Regions from separate parts of the Homo sapiens genome. Here region 2 is linked to region 1. Evidence: read pairs that join two places in POLR2A ChIA-PET (ENCODE). Cell type or tissue: MCF 10A. All regions are shown on one strand. Each heading gives the region's core, and the rest is flanking DNA. Links, peaks and the distances in the headings are about the cores only.

The links. Peaks named below come from ENCODE experiments on the same cell type or tissue, not always from the same donor. Only the 100,000 strongest peaks of a DNase experiment are listed, where the experiment ranks them.
Region 2: POLR2A ChIA-PET joins it to region 1 with 5 read pairs; 3 of 35 experiments call an interaction of 5 or more read pairs at or near these places.

The regions. Positions count from the first base shown.
Region 1 is chr12:95,101,756-95,104,673 of GRCh38, forward strand. The region is part of intron 14 of FGD6 (FYVE, RhoGEF and PH domain containing 6); the gene reads right to left. Among named protein-coding and RNA genes, the nearest start is that of NR2C1, 30 kb to the left of the region's middle. In MCF 10A, for the core only: no CTCF peak of the experiment used is centred there; a DNase peak (open chromatin) is centred at 1,626.
Region 2 is chr12:95,241,683-95,244,600 of GRCh38, forward strand. The region is part of intron 1 of VEZT (vezatin, adherens junctions transmembrane protein); the gene reads left to right. Among named protein-coding and RNA genes, the nearest start is that of VEZT, 25 kb to the left of the region's middle. In MCF 10A, for the core only: no CTCF peak of the experiment used is centred there; no DNase peak of the experiment used is centred there.

The DNA of each region.
Region 1 (2,918 bases), core at 311-2,810:
CACTGCAACCTCCACTTCCTGGGTTCAAGCAATTCTCCTGCCTCAGTCTCCCGAGTAGCTGGGACTACAGATAAGCGCCACCACACCCGGCTAATTTTTGTATTTTTAGTAGAGACGGGGTTTCCCCACGTTGGCCAGGATGGTCTCGATCTCCTGATTTTGTGATCCACCCGCCTCGGCCTCCCAAAGTGCTGGGATTACAGGCATGAGCCACTTAGCACCGGCCTTGTTCTCTGAACTTTTGTTCAAACTCCTCTATCCCTCAAAAACGAAAAAAGGGCTGAACACAATCCTGCCTGTAGCACTTTGGGAGGCTGAGTGGGGGTGGATCACCTGAGGTCAGGAGTTCAAGACCAGCCTGGCCAATATGGTGAAAGGTCATCTCTATCTTAAAATTAAAAAAGATGGCCAGACGTGGTGACTCACGCCTGTAATCCCAGCACTTTGGGAGGGTGAGGTGGGTGGATCACTTGAGGTCAGGAGTTTAAGACCAGCCTGGGCAACATGGTGAAACCCTGTCTCTACTAAAAATTAAAAACTTAGCTGGGCATGGTGGCGCATGCCTGTAGTCCCAGCTTCTTGGGAGGCTGAGGCACAAGGATCGCTTGAAGCCGGGAGGCGGGGGCTGCAGTCAGCCGAGATCGTGCCACTGCACTCCAGCCTGGGTGACAGAGCGAGACCCTTTCTCAAAAAAAAAAAAAAAAAAAAAAAACACAACAACAATAAAGGAAAAGAAAAGAAAAAGTCACAATGCTAAGTGATTGAGAGTTTACCTGCACTCTCTAAATATTGGTATCTGGTGGATGCTTCAGGTACCCCCAAGAAATTTGCTTGTTCTGACTGCTAGCTGCGAAGCATTTGACAAACCCTAGACACAGGTATTTGTCTTCTCCTGTCATCCTGTATGTCAGGCAGCAGTAGCCATTGCATTTCAGAGGAGTAGCACACCCCAGGATGACTCTTGTGGTCCTCTGATTTTGGGAAGTCAGACATTTGGTTTGAGTCCTTGACATTCATGGACGTAAGCAAAATTATAAAGGTTGTCAGAAACACCTAGGTTCAAATCACAGCTCCACTGCTTACTACTCGTGTAACCTTAGATGTGTTATTGAACCTCTCTGAGCCTCCATTTTTCTAATCTGGAAGATCAAGATAATATCCACCCCACAAAGTTATCATAGAACTTAAAAGAGAAAATAAATATAAAACGAAACATGAGCACTGTGACTGATGCAGAGTAATAAATGATTCTGGCCACTACTCCACCTGCTCCTAAGATCCTAGTTGATTTCAGTGGTATGGACAATTGGAAACAGACTGCCTGGTTTCAAATCCTGGCTCTGCTAGTATAGCTGAGTGGCTTTTCTCAGCATAGAATGGGTATAATAACGACAACTTGCCTTACAGGTTGCTGTGAAGATGAAACGAAGTACTACACATAAAGTCTTTATGATGGTGCCTGGCATACAGTAAGTGTTACAAAAGCGTTTGCTTCTATTTTTATTAGATCAAAGGTTAGGTCTGAGAAGACAGTGTCTCATTATTTAGATTGTGCAGTGGAGCATGCTATGACTATTGGCATCTCTCCCTTCACCAGTCAAACCTTCCCAAATACCCACTTCCGCCACTCAGTCAGTAACTCAGTAATGTATTTTTATGAGTCATAGAGTTTCAGGTTTCCTCAGCACTTGAATTACATTATGGCAACATATTAAGTCACTGCAGGTTCCGGTCTGGGGCAAGGTGGTATCATAAATAATAATGGATTTCTTTTCCCGCCCTCCCTCCATTCTTTCTGAGATGGAGTCTTGCTCTATCACCCAGGCTGGAGTGCAGTGGAGTGATCTCGGTTCACTGCAACCTCCACCACCCAGGTTCAAGTGATTCTCCTGCCTCAGCCTCCCAAGTAGCTGGGATCATAGGCACATGCCACCATGTCTGGCTAATTTTTTTGTATTTTTAGTAGAGATGGGGTTTCACCATGTTGGCCAGGCTGGTCTCAAACTCCTGACCTCAGGTGATCCACCCGCCTTGGCCTCCCAAAGTGCTTGATTACAGGCGTAAGCTACTGCACCCAGCCCATAACAATGGACTTAAAAGCAAAAGACTTCGATTTGCATCCTGGCTGTGTCAAATATGTATCCGTAAGACAGCAACTCCATTTTTCTGTAATTTAGTTTCCTAATTTTTAGAAGGAGATTACACCTACCTCATAGGTTTGTTAGAACCTTTAAGTGACACCTACAAATTTCCTAATAACCTATAAAGCACTAGTTGTTCTTAAAAACAATTTGAAATAGCCACTTAAAAAATGATCAGCAAAGCACTTTCACCATTGTTATTCTATTCAGAAGAACATTTTAATCTCTGTGCTTCTAGCATACTGTTGCCTCTGCTCTCAGCCACTTCCTTGCATGGTAAATCAAGAGTAAAACTGCACGGTATTGGGAAAGAAGAAAAAGAAGAACAAAAAGTCAGTAGCTAACCTAAGTGCAAAAAGTGTTGGCAATATCTTTCCCTGTTATACTCACAAAAATCTATGTTTATGTATTCTTAAAAATAGGCCGGCACAGTGACTCACACCTGTAATCTCAGCACTTTGGGAAGCTAAGGTGGGAAGATTGCATGAGCTCAGGAGTTCAAGATCAGCCTGGGGAACATATGGAGACCCCATCTCTAAAAAAAAAATTTTTTTTTTTGAGACAGAATCTCTCTCTGTCACCTAGGCTGGAGTGCAGTGGTGGGATCTTCGCTCACTGCAACCTCCGCCTCCTGGGTTCAAGCAATTCTCCTGCCTCAGCCTCCTGAGTAGCTGGGACTACAGGTGCCTGCCACCATACTTGGCTAATTTTTGTATTGTTAGTAGAGATGGGGTTTAATCATGTTCATGTTAGCTAGGCTGGTCTCAAACTCCTGAC
Region 2 (2,918 bases), core at 148-2,647, 140 kb after region 1:
TTTACTTTGAGAACCACTGCTTTATAAGAACATAGTAGTTTTTTTGTTTCTACTTTTTGTTTTTAACTGTCTTGTTTAATGGTGATTTTAAAACATGGCTCAGAAAAATCACATAATTGAGAATAGTTTATTCCATGAACTTTACATTAGTTTGTGGAAAGAAAATGTGAATAATTCAAATTGACAGGTAAGTAGACACTTATTTGTGCCTCCACTGAGACTAGCAACTTGAAATCATGTTGCTAGAGGATACCTTTGATATTTGTTGACCTTGGCGAAAATATTAAAAAGCGTAGACATTGTTGCAGGAAGTTTGCAAGTCCAAATACTTGCTCATCATTTTCTGAATTTTTTAAAAATAAACACAAAAAATAGCACATGTACAAGTTACACTAGTTGATACACATGTGATTAACTCATAAATTTATTTTAGATCTTATCTATATTAACATTTGCTTTTTGTCGTATTCTCTTTCAATAGACATTAAAACTACCACTACTATGGAAGTACCACTACTAGATGGAAGTTTGACCTGGACATGGTGGCTCACACTTGTAATCCCAGCACTTTGAGAGGCCAAGGTGGGAGGATCGCTTGAGGCCAGGAGTTCAAGATCAGCCTGGGCAGCATAGTGAGACCCCATCTCTAAAAAAAATAAAAATAAAAATAAAATCACCTGAGACTATTAGATAGAAGTTTGTAAGACTCTAATGGGTTTTTTCTGGTTTTTATTTTGTTTTGTTTTCTTTTCTTTTTTAGAGACAGGATTTTGCTATGTTGCCTAGGCTGGAGTGCAGTAGCTATTCACAAGTGTGATCATAGGCCCTACGGCCTCAAACTCCTGGGCTCAAGCAGGCATCCTCAGTAGCTGGGACTACGTGTGGAGTGTTTTAAAATCTAATAAAATGGGCCGGGCGTGGTGGCTCACGCCTGTAATCCCAGTACTTTGGGAGGCTGAGGCAGGCAGATCACCTGAGGTCAGGAGTTCGAGACCAGACTGGCCAACCTGGTAAAACCCTGTATTTGTAAAAATACAAAAGTCAGCTGGGCGTGGTGGCTGGCTCCTGTAATCCCAGCTACTTGGGAGGCTAAGGCAGGAGAATCACTTGAACCTGGGAGGCGGAGGTTGCAGTGAGCCGAGATGGTGCCATTGCACTCCAGCCTGGGTGACAAGAGCATAACTCCATCTCACCAAAAAAAAAAAAAAAAAAAATCAGTAAAATGATATTTTCCCCAGATTATAATAATAAGTTGAATTTTTTCAAGTTTACATTTTTGTTCCATAGTATTTTCTTAAGCCTTTTATACCAGACTTTAGGAAAACCTAGCATCTGATTTTTAAAAGACTTTTATTATAGACCTTAAAAATGTATTTTAAGGGAGAGAATACTACAATGAAAACTCCATGGCCAGGCCTGGTGGCTTATGCCTGTAATTCCTGCACTTTGGGAGGTTTGAGGTGGGCAGATCACTTGAGCTCAGGAGTTCCAGACCAGCCTGGGCAACCTGGTGAAACCCCATCACTACCAAAAATACAAAAAGTGAGCTGAGGGTGGTGGTGCATGCCTGTGGTCCCAGCTACTTGGGAGACAGAGATGGGAGGATCACTTGGAGGTTGCCGTGAGCAGAGATAGTGTCACTGCACTCCAACCTGGGTGACAGAGTGAGACACCATCTCAAAAAAAAAAAAAAAAAAAGCTCCATTTACCCATCACTCAGCTTCAGCTTCAGCTTCAGCAGCTGTTAACATTTTACCAAACTGTCTCATCTATTCCTCTCACCCTCCCCCATCTTTTTTCTTGGTGTATTTTAAAGCAAATACCATGTGACTCCCATTTGGCCTGTTATAAATAAATAAATAAAAATAAAGCAAATATCAGACATTACCTAATTTCACCTGTAAATGTATCAGTATGTATCTCTAACAGACAAGTACTTGCTGTGATTTAGGTGTGGTTTGTCCCTGCCAAAACTCATGTTGAAATTTAATTGCCATGCTACGATGTTGGGAGGTAGAACCTTTAAGAGGTAGGACCTAATGGGAGGCATTTAGGTCACGAGGCTCCACTTTCATGGATGGCTTGGTGCCATTCTCACAATAGTGAGTGAGTTCTTGCTCTCTCAAAACTGAATTAGTTCTCTTGGGAACTGATTAATTCCTGAAAGAGCAGGTTGTTATAAAGTAAGGACTTTCTTAGGGCTTGGCCCCTTTGCACATACCCACTCCCGCTTTGACCTTCTACCATATTATATCTAGGCAGCAGAGCCCTTGCTAGAAGCCAGTGGCATGCTCTTGAACTTCCCAGCCTGCAGAACTATGAGCTAAGTAAGCTTCTTTCTTTATAAAATATGCAGTGTCAAGTATTCTGTTATAGCAACACAAAACAGACTAAAAACTCTTTTTTTTTTTTCCTTTTTCAAGATAACTCTGGCCAGGCACAGTGCCTTACACCTATAATCCCAGTGCTTTGGGCCGAGGTGGGAGGATCACATGAGCCCAGGGGTTGGAGACCAGCCTGGGCAACATAGTGAGACCCTGTCTCTAAAATAAAAAACAATTAGCCGGACATAATGGCACATACCTGTAGTACCAGCTACACAGGAGGTTGAGGTGGGAGGATTCCTCGAGCCCAGGAGTTTGAGGCTGCAGTGAGCTATGCACACCACTGCATGGGTGACAGAACGAGACCCTGTTTCTAAATAAATAAATAATGATAACCCCAATATAATTATCTCATCTGACAAAATTAATAATAATTTCCTAATATCTAATACCTAGTCTGTGTTTGGGCTTCCTTAAATTCTCAAAAATGCCTTCTTACAGTTGTTCCAAGCAGAATCCAAAACAAGTCCCTACGTTGCATTTGGGTGATACGTCACTTTAGTCTTTCCCCACCCTCTTGCCTCTTTTTTTTTT